2 separate regions of the Homo sapiens genome follow, and region 2 is linked to region 1. A link is a contact called in ENCODE Hi-C or POLR2A ChIA-PET data. All regions are on one chromosome and are shown on one strand. The core of a region is the stretch at or near the end of the contact, and the rest is flanking DNA. Distances in the headings are between cores, read along the strand shown. Region 1 has its middle 20 kb from the start of LINC02003. Region 2 overlaps LINC00673 (long intergenic non-protein coding RNA 673).

The links. A loop is a pair of places that touch in the nucleus more often than their neighbours do. ChIA-PET counts read pairs that join two places held with the same protein, here RNA polymerase II (POLR2A). Pooled maps may share reads with other maps.
Region 2: a loop to region 1 is called in a pooled map, with 3 times the contacts of the local background. The contact joins two enhancer-like sites. A Hi-C loop is called at or near these places in 1 of 168 maps with a recorded cell type or tissue (A673), 3 of 37 single-sample maps with no recorded cell type and 4 of 50 pooled maps. POLR2A ChIA-PET finds 5 or more read pairs at or near these places in 2 of 52 experiments (GM12878 and SK-N-SH).

What each region holds. Positions count from the first base shown.
Region 1 is chr17:72,360,256-72,366,168 of GRCh38, forward strand. No RefSeq gene overlaps it. Among named protein-coding and RNA genes, the nearest start is that of LINC02003, 20 kb to the left of the region's middle. Within about 2 kb of position 1,821, at least 3 of the 41 ENCODE cell types and tissues checked have a DNase peak (open chromatin) inside an H3K27ac peak, as active enhancers do.
Region 2 is chr17:72,539,107-72,545,229 of GRCh38, forward strand. The region is part of intron 1 of LINC00673 (long intergenic non-protein coding RNA 673); the gene reads right to left. Among named protein-coding and RNA genes, the nearest start is that of LINC00673, 51 kb to the right of the region's middle. RefSeq lists a silencer at 1,247-1,496. Within about 2 kb of position 1,261, at least 12 of the 41 ENCODE cell types and tissues checked have a DNase peak (open chromatin) inside an H3K27ac peak, as active enhancers do.

The sequences.
Region 1 (5,913 bases), core at 571-3,070:
CCCATGAAAAGGGTAGGAAGGATCTGAAATGCCCCACTGCAATTGAGTTATCAGATAATATGAGTTCTATTTCTTGCATTTCTGAGTTTGTAAACTGAGGTTCATGCTGGCTCTCTGAGTCAGGCACCTCCCTGAGACAGATCTCTGCCACCCGCTCCCTCTCCACACAGTGCATAGAGTTTGCTCCCTCCCCTCCTCACTGCAAGGCTGCTGGGCACCTGCCCCGTGGGTATCTCTGTCACCCAGAAGACTCCTCTACCCCCCTGCCTACTGCACCCATGCAGGCTTCTGCACAGCCAGACCTGTTCTCTTGGAGTCTTGGACTTTGACCTGCCCCATCAAAGGACAGCAGCCAAGGTGACAAGCCCATCCCAGTTCAGATCCTCTGGCAGAGGTAGATACTGAGGCAAGAGACAGGCTAAAGGGAAAGCATAATATCCTCCAACCCCCCATCTCTGGGAACACTGTATCTGAGGTTTGTTTGGCCACCCAAGATGCTGGGCTCTGCCAGACCAGATAACCATTCCGGTTTGACAGGCACCCACGGCCCCCTGGTATGCGCCTTTGACCCACCAGATAGTTCTGTTTTCCTTTTCCTCTGAGATCCCCCGAGCTTCTGTTCCCCCCTTCTCACCTGGCTGGAGAGATGTCACCCAGCTAACATCTTCTAACCCTACAAGAGGCAAGTTACAGGATGCCCCAACATCATGATTTTTTTTTTTAGCTTTCAAAACCTTGGAAGTACTGCAGGGTGAACCATGGTTTGAGATACCTTGCAGCAGTGTTTCTCTGCCATTTCCCCCTGCAGCACATGTTTGTCTTTCTAAAATATTTCTTTTCCTTTTCTTTTTTTTTTTTTTTTTTTGACGGAATCTCACTCTGTCACCAGGCTGAAGTGCAGTGGCGCGATCTTGGCTCACTGCAACCTCCGCCTCCCGGGTTCAAGCGATTCTCCTGCCTCAGCCTCCCAAGTAGCTGGGACTACAGGCACACGCTACCATGCCCAGCTAATTGTTGTATTTTTAGTAGAGACGGGGTTTCACCATGTTGGCCAGGATAGTCTCGATCTCTTGACCTTGTGATCCGACCGCCTCGGCCTCCCAAACTGCTGGGATTACAGGTGTGAGCCACCACACTCAGCCTACAATATTTCTATTTCTGAGTTTGTAAACTCAGAAATCTGAGTTTAGGGCAACCAGGGCAACCAAATTACTCTCTGAAAACTAAAATCAGCTCAGGTTTGATCTCCTACCATGCACCAGGCTCTGCTGTAGGGAATGGGATCAGGCATAAGCAAGATCTACAGGGTTCCTGCTCTCAGGGAGTGTCCATTCCACCCCGGAAGGGTAGACATGGAGATGCATGGCTCAGATCCTTCAAAAAGGACTTGCTGCCTGACTGAGAGGAGCTTGACTGGCTGACAGCCACTGCACTGGTGTCTTCGAGGTCCTCGTCAGTTTTCAGGCTGAGGTCATGCTGTTCTTGAGGCAGCCCTAGCTAATGACTATGCAAGGTGGTGGCACAAGGGCCAACCCATTTCTACCCACATGGGACTTCTCCAATGGGCAGTCTCTGCTCCAAAGCTCCTGGAGACTGCCCAGGTTGCCTTCACGTTCTGATGGTTCCCCCTGCCCAATCCAGCTCCCTCCTCTTTTCCCTCATAGGTTGCTTATTCCCCCAATAAACCCATAACTCCATCTCTGCATTGGCTTCCTGGAAACCCAACTGGTATGCGGGGGACATACACACCAGCACGAGTGTCGGTAGTGACACATGCTATGGGAAAAGAACAGAGCCCCTGGACAGAGGCTGACTCACTACTAGAAGAGGGCCGGGTTCGCTAGATGTCAGGTGCACCCAGCCTCTGAGAAGGGCATGTGTGAGCTGAGACATGAGGAGGAGGAGCCAGCCATATTCAGAGGAGCCGGGAAAGGGCTCCAGGCAGTGTAGGAAGGAAGACTTGTATTGGAGGTCCATGAAGAAGCAACTGAATAGAGCACAGTGTTGAGAGATGAGAGAGGAAAAGGAGATGAGGCCAACAGGGCCAACAGAGTCTTGGATGTCCAGTTCTCCTCCAAGTGAACTTCGAGAACAGCAACGTGATCTGTGTGCAGCATGATCCCACAGACAAACCCAAATGTGATGAGGCAATAAAACATGGCAATAACATGTCATCGCCAGACTACTCACAGCTGATTAGCAAAAGCAGCTAACCTCATCCTGGCTGTGACCTCCATGAGACAGGCTAGGAGCAATGGGCAACTCTGGCCACTCGGAAAATCATCTTGGACTGCGAGGGAGTGAAAGGGATGTTGCTATGTTAGTACCTGCTCTGATTTGTTTTTAAAAAGTGAATCACTCCCAAACCTCAGGGTGTTATTCATAACCCGTCACTTGTTCTCCTGCGTGATGGTGACACATTTGCATGTCATGACAACCTGGATGAGCACTGCTTCCCTGGAGTAGGGGAGTAGGGGGGGTGGGAATGGGGGGAGGTGGTTGAGATGCCAGAGAGCCTTGCCCTAAATCAGTGGTTCTCAACTGGAGGCGATTTGGTTCCCCAGGGGTATTTGGCAACGTCTGAGGACATTTTTAGTTTTTACACTTGTGAGGCTGGGAATGCTACTGGCATCTAGTGGGTAGAGGTCAAGGGCATGGCTAAACATCCTACAGTGCACAGAACAACCCCTGCCCACAAAGAGTGATTCAGCTCCAAACGTCAACAGTGCTGCAATGAGCTTGAGAAACCCTGCCCTAAATCAAGAGCCAAATTGTTCCTCTCTGAACCAAGGGATGCTCTCAGACAGGGGTCTTTGGATGAGGGCACGCAGCAGAGTTTGATAAATACAACCAGTGGGGGCTTTCTCAGTGCGGTTCTGCAAATTGCAAACACAACATCTAAGTGTTTGCTCTTCCTTTCTTACTGTAGTTTAAATACCAAGAAACATTTCCCTAAAAGAATTTTAACCTCTAAGACTGCAGATGCTCCCACACTGGCATCTTCTAAGACCAGCTGATTGGGCCAACAGGGGTCCAGACCCAACCAGAGACAGGGGGATGGACAAGATGACCGCCCATACCCCCTGCACTTACCCCAAGGAGGTTCTCTCCAGCCAGGCATTTTAATTAATTTTAGTCCCTTTCAAGACCACAGTTATTATTGTAAAAACACCGATAATACTAAACACATGTGGAAAGCACAGCGCCGGCTGCAGCCCTGGAGACCTGGGGACGTGCTAAGTCATATGTCATCTGGGGTGGTGAGAAATCAGCAGGCCCCCTCCCCCTGCCCTCTGAGACCCCAACACCCTTCTCAGTAGGACTGCTCTCCTTCTGTCACCAGCCAAGCCCCCTTCCTAGCTCAGCTTCCCCACCCCTACCAAAACTCAAGTACCCTTCCCTCCCCACAGAAACAGCCAAGGTGGGTGGGGTGGCAGGCCTCTGGAAATCCTGGTTTAATGATTTTATTAGGAAAGAGGCGGGAAGAAAAGAAAAGGCACATTCTCTCATTTTGGAAGAATGCTTCATTATCTGCCTTTGCAGAGTGTGAAACACCTCACTGGGCTCTAACCAGCCCTGAATTATTGAGTGAGATGCTCAGGTGTCAGGCTTTCCTCTCCCCCATCCCCCTGGGCCACCCCACTGGTTGCTGGAGGGTGTCTCAATTCCACCTTCAGGTGAAGGCTGGGAAAATCCAACAGCTACAGAGCTGCATGGGCATTGTCCTCCCAGAACCATGACCTCTTTCGGGAGCTATTGCCTGAAAACAGTCCCCTTGGCATGTGTCTAGTTCCATCTTCACTTGTGTAAGACCATTTCTCCTGCATTCTTGGCCTCACATCTGATTCCCAGGTGCCTTTTGCCTCGTGAAACACCTCACTCCTATTTTAGAGGTTAGAAAGTTCCTTCTTAGCCAAAACGGAGCTAAAGACGCTGACATTTGGGTAGTTCTCTGTGACTGATTGAGAAGTATGAAAAATCTTCCACTTCCACAGCCCTGCTTGTTTTCATTCCTTGAAGATGACAGAGTAGATATTGTTATTCCCATTTTACAGATGGAAAAGGCAAAATGCAGAGGGGTTAAGTGGCCCTTCCAATGGCACACAGCAATTACAAAGCAGAGATGGAGGGAACACGGGGCTCCTCAACAACAGTCTCCCTGTAACTGTGGACTGATCTGCCCCATGCCAGATAATCCCCAGCCTCTTTTAAGAGTGCCGTTTACGGACATTCTCTCCAAACCCCGGGGTTCCCGTGGCCCCTGGAACAGACAGGAAGGTCTGGTTGCTGTGTTCCAGATCACAGCCTCCATCTTCAGTTTCCATAACACCAGCTTCAGTGTTGGTCCCTCCCCAGGGTCAGATACCACCTCTCTCACTGGGTCCTCCCCTGGCTCCACCTCTCCATATGAACATCTAGCCTCTTCCTGCCACCACTCTTCCCTGCAAGAATCCCTGCAGTCACATACACCCCCCACCCTAAACTAGGCATGGAAGTTCAGGCCAAACTAGGAATTCATCATCTACGGAAAAAAGAAAAAAAAAATCTTATTTCTGCCCCAGTTGTGGGGAGCTTGGACAGTGCGGCAGCTCACCTTCCAAAGACCTAAGTGACAAGTTTCTTGAGGACAGCCCCTTAAGCAGAGAAAAACAAAAATCCAAAAAAAAAAAAAATGAACACATATTGACACTGTTGTATGTTGTATGATAAACTCATTTAATCATCACAAAGACTCCACGAAGCAGGTGCTGGTATTATAACCTTTTCATATATAGGGAAACTGAGGCACAGAGCAGCCAAGTAACTTGCTCAAGGTCATATAACTAGCAAGTGAGGGAGGTCTGATTAGACCATTGAAAACAAAACCAAAAACTATCACTGGAGGGGGTGTTTAGGGAGGGGTTATAACTGCCCAGTAGTAGCCATTTTCCCAATAATCTTTCCAGGAGGATAAAATCACCATTCTACTCTCTTTAGTGCCCAGTAGTTGTGAGACCAAGGCAGTATCTCAGTGGATTAGCTGGGCACGGTGGCTCACGCCTGTAATCCCAGCACTTTGGGAGGCCAAGATGGGTGGATCACAAGTCAGGAGATCGAGACCATCCTGGCTAACACCGTGAAACCTCGTCTCTACCAAAAATACAAAAAAATTAGCCGGGCGTGGTGGCGAGTGCCTGTAGTCTCAGCTACTCGGGAGGCTGAGAGAGGAGAATGGCATGAACCCAGGAGGCGGAGCTTGCAGTGAGCCGAGGTCACACCACTGCACTCCAGCCTGGGCAACAGAGCAAGACTCTGTCTCAAAAAAAAAAAAAAAGTCTGCCACATATATAATTAGTTTATATAATTAGTACTTAACTATCCATCTTCCTTGGGTTTTCTTTTCCACCACTGTATGAGAGTCATTCCTGCCAGCTGCCATGACAAAATCCCAGTGGTTTCACACAATAAAGGTTTATTTTTTCATTCTTGTCTCAGTCTAAGTGGCTATTTGGGAGGGAGCCTTCCAAGTGGGATTCCAAATGATTCAAGGTGCCCCGTTCCATCCATCTTGTCCTGTCAGACTCTCAGGAAAAGGGCAGCATGAAGCATCACTGGAAACAGAGTGGACCGGCTCTGCCCATATTCCATCAGCCAGAAGCTAGTCCAATGGTCCGAGCTAACCCCAGGAGAGGCTGGGGAATGCCGACTTCCAGCATGCCCAGGAAGAGAATATGCAATGCTGAGCATCCAGCTGGTCTCCACCAGACCAGTTAATCCACTTCAATGTCTCCAACTGCTCCTCCATGACATGCCCCCAGGGGTCATGCTTGTTCTCCCCAAACGTGATGCTCAGGAGGACTAAACCTACCCTCTAGACATGGCCTGCTCATGCCAGAAGACCCAGCAACATCACCTCCCTGGATCTGGACACCA
Region 2 (6,123 bases), core at 11-2,510, 180 kb after region 1:
AGACCTAGAGAAGCGGCCTGATCTGCCTTCTCCACCTCCGAATCCCCCCACCACACCCACACACACACACACACACACACACGCCTTTTGCATTTATCCCGGGGTCCTCCAGAGGGACAAGGAAGGGGCTGATTCAGTGACCCCTGAGCCCCGCCTCTCAGTCCCCAGACTTCAGGCAGCCTGGGAAGCCTCCGACCTACATTCAGATGCCTAGGGGTTCTGGGAGGGGCGCTCAAAGCTCAGAGGCCTGAATTCAGCACCCTGCTCAGGCTCTTTGAGAACCGCTGACTTGAAGTGGGCCTGCTCGCTTTGCTAAACAAATATGGGTAACTCTGGTCTTCCAAAAAGAGCTCACAATTCTGTCCTCCCTGGAAGCTACAATTCAATCATCCTCTTCCAAACGTCCAAATCCCAGCTTCAGTGAGGCTATCTCACACAGCAACCTGCCTGGGAGTGACCTGCATGCAAAACTTCAAGAGTTTGAGGGAAACTTGAGGGAAACTTGCAGAAACCAGCTTGCCAAGGAAAAACGCTCCCAGTGCGTTCAATGAAAAAGCAGGCGACCCAGCTAAATGAGTAAACTGACCCAATCGGGGGGATGAAAGGGAACGTATATCTATGCAATGACAATAAATCGTGGAAAGACATATTAAAATACAAAAGCCATTTCTAGACGCAAAATCATGGATGTGTTTTATTTGCTTCTTTGTGTTTTCTGGTATTTTTACAAAACTGCACTGCAGAATGTTTGGAATCAGATGAAAAGTTCATTTCTGAGAAGCCTCCTTCTTTTCTCTTTTAAATTTTCTTCTTTTGCATTCCATTTTGGCCAGCTCGCTTGAACTCTGCGTTCAAACGCCTTTCTCTCCCAAGCAAAAGCTCCAGGAGGAATCTTCTGGAGCAAAGTTAGAACCGCAGGGAAGCTTGAAAAGAGGAAACAGACCAGCCTGGCCGGTGGAGGTTAAATTAAACTACAGTTCTCTAGCAGGCCTCGGGCTTGGTCAGGAGCTATTGGTAAGACGGCAGAAACGGAGTACAGGCCAATAAACAAATCAAAACAAAAACAAGAAGCAAAGAAAGAAAGAAACATGTTTTAAGAAGAATAAAGTCATTAGGTGGCAAGGGGCCTCTGCAGGACCATCCAGGCCAGGGAGAAAAACACCACCAAGGACCCAAACTTCTTTCACTGGGGAGCTGCAAGCAGGAGGCGCTGGCTCTGAGCAGTGGCTTTGTGCTTCGGGCAGAACCGGCCGCGAGGGCTGCGCCCCACCAGCCGCGCGCCGGGAGGGCGGACGCGCCGGGCACAGCCAGGCGCCGGGGGTGACCGCGGCAGCACCGGCCCGGCGGCTGGAAGCAGACGCGCCGCTCCGCCCGCGCCCGCGCCCGGTGGAGCCACAGCGCCATCAAGTGGCCACTCGGCGAACGGCCGCACGGGGAAGCGGCTCAGGCCCAGGGAAGAGGTCCAGGGTTCCCAGCCGCAACTGTCCCTGGGGAAGGGTCTGGACCTGCCAAGCTGCCACTCCAGGGCCTGAGGCAGGAGCCTGCAGACGGACACCAGCTGTCCAGGCGCACTCCACCACCCAGGGCTGCCCCAGAGGATGTTCGGGAATCCTGTCTCCTCCTTCGGGAGAGAGGTTACTTTTGCAGTCCCAGGCCCATTCTCTTCTCCAGCAACTTGCTCACAGTTTAAAAGGTTTGGTTCTCAGAGAGTGGCGCCAGAGCAAAGGGGGCATCTCGCTGCTCTGGGGCATCCTGCAGGGGATGGCGCAGATCTGGGGTCCATGTCTGTGAGCGGACACCATTGGAACATGTGTCTAGAGAATCTGGGCGGGATCACTGCCCACAGCCCTTCAAGGCCCACAAACCTACAACACATCTCTCCTGGAAACAGCACGTGATCCCATATGCCCCCTGGTCTTTGGGTACAAATTATGGGGTGACTCAAGAAGAGAGCACGTGATATGGTTTGGCTGTTTGTTCCCTCCAAATCTCATACTGAAATGTGATCTCCGGTGTTGGAGGTGGGCCTAGTGGGAGGTGTTCGGATCATGGGGGTGGATTCCTCATGAATGGTTTGGTGCTATCTTCACAGTAACGAGTGAGTTCTCACTAGAACAGTTCATGTGAGCTTGGCATGGTGGCTCACACCTGTAATCCCAGTACTTTGGGAGGCCACGTCAGGTGGATCCCTGGAGGTCAGAAGTTCGAAACCAGCCTGGCCAACATGGTGAAACCCCATCTCTATTAAAAATACAAAAAAATTAGTTGGGCGCGGTGGCACGCACCTGTAGTCCCAGCTACTCGAGAGGCTTGAGGCAGGAGAACTGGTTGAACTTGGGAGATAGAGGTTGCAGTGAGCCAAGACTGTGCCGCTGCACTCTAGCCTGGGTGACAGAGCAAGACTCCATCTCAAAAAAAAAAAAAAAAAAAGAAAGAAAGAAAAGAGTTCATGTGAGATGTGATTGTTTAAAAGGGCCTGGTACCTTCCCCCATCTCTTGCTTTCCCTCTTGCCATGTAACATGCTGGTTCCCGTTTACCTTCTGCCATGATTGGAAGCTTCCTGGGGCCTCACCGGAAGCCAAGCAGATGCCAGGGCCATGCTTCCTGTACAGCCTGCTGAACCCTGAGCCAAATAAACCTCTTTTCATTACAAACTACCTAGGCTCAGATAGTCCTTTATAGCAATGCAAATGGACTAACACACCCCATGATCTCCATCCACAAACCACTGGAGGAACCCAACACAGCAACGGAAAAGTTCTCAGAGCACCAATCAGGAATATGCATATTAATATGAACACTATAACAGGAAATTACAGGAAAAGCATAGAGCGTTTGCTCTGTGCAAAGCACTGTGCGAATTCCTTCTGTACTTTATCTTCTTTAACCTTTACCACGACCTTAGGACATGAGTTTTTTATGATGTTTGTTTGTTTGTTTGTTTGTTTTTTACAGAAAAGGAAATGGAAGCACCCAGAGGTCCAAAAACTCACTCAAGGTTGCCTGGCCTGGAGTCAGAGCCTGAGAGCCAGCTCCTTCACTTACACTCCTTGATCCCATCTTTCCATCCATCCCCCAACCCCCAGCCGTAGGTGGATCCAGGTTTTGTGAGACCTGAAACATACATGTTTTCTAGAGGGAGAGGCAGCCTCTTTAAGATATGAAGTTGTAAATACACAGTTGAGGCCAGTCAGGGAGGGCTGTGTAGGGGAGGGGCTCTGCCTCATCTCCACAGTAGATCCACCCCTGCTCTTTAGACAGCCCCCTGCCCAGGAGCTGGCTTTCTGGAAACACTCCTCCGCATTGCCCCTCACAGCCATTTCTCTGGCTTCTGCAATTGACTTCCACGCCCACCCTGCCCCTGAAACTGCTCTGACTCAAGGTCACTCAATGACAGCCCAACTGCCAGGTACAATGAGAGCTCTCAGTGCTTCCCTCCAAGAGGAATTTGCAGCCCTGACATTTGCACTCCTGGAAGCCTCTTGTCTCCCAGCATCCAGGACACCACGATCCCCTGGCTTCCCTCCTACCGTCCAGCCCCACTTTGTCTGTGTTCCTCATCAGTGGATCTTCTGTGGACTGCTCCTAAAACCCGCAGGTGAGCACAGAACAGGAAAGAGCGTAGCCTCTCAGCCAGCCAGACCCGAGGTTTGGTCCCAGAATCCCAGTTAACAGCCGTGTAACCATCAGCAAACGGGTCACCCTCTCAGAGCCCATTTTTCTCTTCCGTGTAATTGGGGTTGTACATCAGAAGTTATTTAGAAGATTAAATGAGATCCTGTGCTTAGTATGTTTAATAGGATGCCTGCCCCAAAGCAGGGATCCCGGATCACTGCTGAGGGTCCCTGTCAGACTTGAGCTCCAATCCATCAATCTGTCCTGCGCACCAGATTAATATTTCATTGTCTGCAGAATCAGATCACCCAGGATCCCTCTGAGGAATGCATCTTGTCTGAGAGTGCCCTTCCCACCACCATCAAGCCTGCCTTCCTCCCTTTTTTGCCAGTTTCTGAACGACACCACTGGCAATTCAGATTCAGCATCCAGACATCCAGGATTCATTCTGAATCCAGCCTCCCCTGCAGGAAACATGGCCCTGGAATCCATCATCCCCCAAGACTCTCCCTCAGACCCCACCCTCCTCTCCCACGTCGGTCCGGGAGTTCCTGATCTCACTCTTGGGTCCCTGAACAGCCTCCTAAATGCTGGGTGTCTCTCCTGGCCCCGCCTCCCCACTGCCCCCAACCCATCCTCCTCTCCAAAAGAGTGAGCTCCTCAGACACATCTCAGATCATGCAGTTTCTCCATTTAAAACCTTGTGATGTCTTCCCCTTTCCATGGGTATGAAGTTCAAACCATGCCACAAAGCTTGGGGTCATCAGACCCCTGCTGCCCATGTACCCACCTCATCTCCCCTATAACCCCCTGCAGGATTTGCTCAGACATCCCAAACTACCTGCATTCCCCAAAACATGGCACTAGACACCCTCTCCCTTCCATGTCCCCTGTACACATGATGTTCCACCACCTGGAACACTCACCCGTTTCTCTGCTAACCACTTTCAATGGCCAGGATAAATGTCACCTCCTCTTGGAAGCCCTCCAGGATGTCCCCTTATGGTTCAGGATCAATTCTCTGTGCATCCTGTGAGTACTCCAGTCACAGCACTATTTGAACCCTACGATATTAGTATTTATTTTCCTGTCTCCCAGGCTAAGTGGTGCGCTCTTTGAGAGCGCAGATATCTTGAAAAGCAGTAACGTGCAGTGGTCGAAAGAGTGGGTTCTGCTCTTTAGTTTAATTAGATCCCATTTGTCAATTTTGGCTTTTGTTGCCATTGCTTTTGGTGTTTTAGACATGAAGTCCTTGCACATGCCTATGTCCTGAATGGTAATGCCTAGGTTTTCTTCTAGGGTTTTTATGGTTTTAGGTTGAACGTTTAAGTCTTTAATCCATCTTGAATTGATTTTTGTATAAGGTGTAAGGAAGGGATCCAGTTTCAGCTTTCTACATATGGCTAGCCAGTTTTCCCAGCACCATTTATTAAATAGGGAATCCTTTCCCCATTGCTTGTTTTTCTCAGGTTTGTCAAAGATCAGATAGTTGTAGATAAGTGGCGTTATTTCCGAGGGCTCTGTTCTGTTCCATTGATCTATATCTCTGTTTTGGTACCAGTACCATGCTGTTTTGGTTACTGTAGCCTTGTAGTATAGTTTGAAGTCAGGTAGTGTGATGCCTCCAGCTTTGTTCTTTTGCCTTAGGATTGACTTGGCGATGCAGGCTCTTTTTTGGTTCCATATGAACTTTAAGGTAGTTTTGTCCAATTCTGTGAAGAAAGTCATTGGTAGCTTGATGGGGATGGCATTGAACCTGTAAATTACCTTGGGCAGAATGGCCATTTTCATGATATTGATTCTTCCTACCCATGAGCATGGAATGTTTTTCCATTTGTTTGTATCCTCTTTTATTTCCTTGAGCAGTGGTTTGTAGTTCTCCTTGAAGAGGTCCTTCACATCCCTTGTAAGTTGGATTCCTAGGTATTTTATTCTCTTTGAAGCAATTGTGAATGGGAGTTAACTCATGATTTGGCTCTGTGTTTGTCTGTTGTTGGTGTATAAGAATGCTTGTGATTTTTGTACATTGATTTTGTATCCCGAGACTTTGCTGAACAAATGGGATCTAATTAAACTAAAGAGCTTCTGCACAGCAAAAGAAACTACCATCAGAGTGAACAGGCAACCTACAAAATGGGAGAAAATTTTCGCAACCTACTCATCTGACAAAGGGCTAATATCCAGAATCTATGATGAACTCAAACAAATTTACAAGAAAAAAACAAACAACCCCATCAAAAAGTGGGCGAAGGACATGAACAGACACTTCTCAAAAGAAGACATTTATGCAGCCAAAAAATACATGAAAAACTGTTCACCATCACTGGCCATCAGAGAAATGCAAATCAAAACTACAATGAGATACCATCTCACACCAGTTAGAATGGCGATCATTAAAAAGTCAGGAAACAACAGGTGCTGGAGAGGATGTGGAGAAATAGGAACACTTTTACACTGTTGGTGGGACTGTAAACGAGTTCAACCACTGTGGAAGTCAGTGTGGCGAT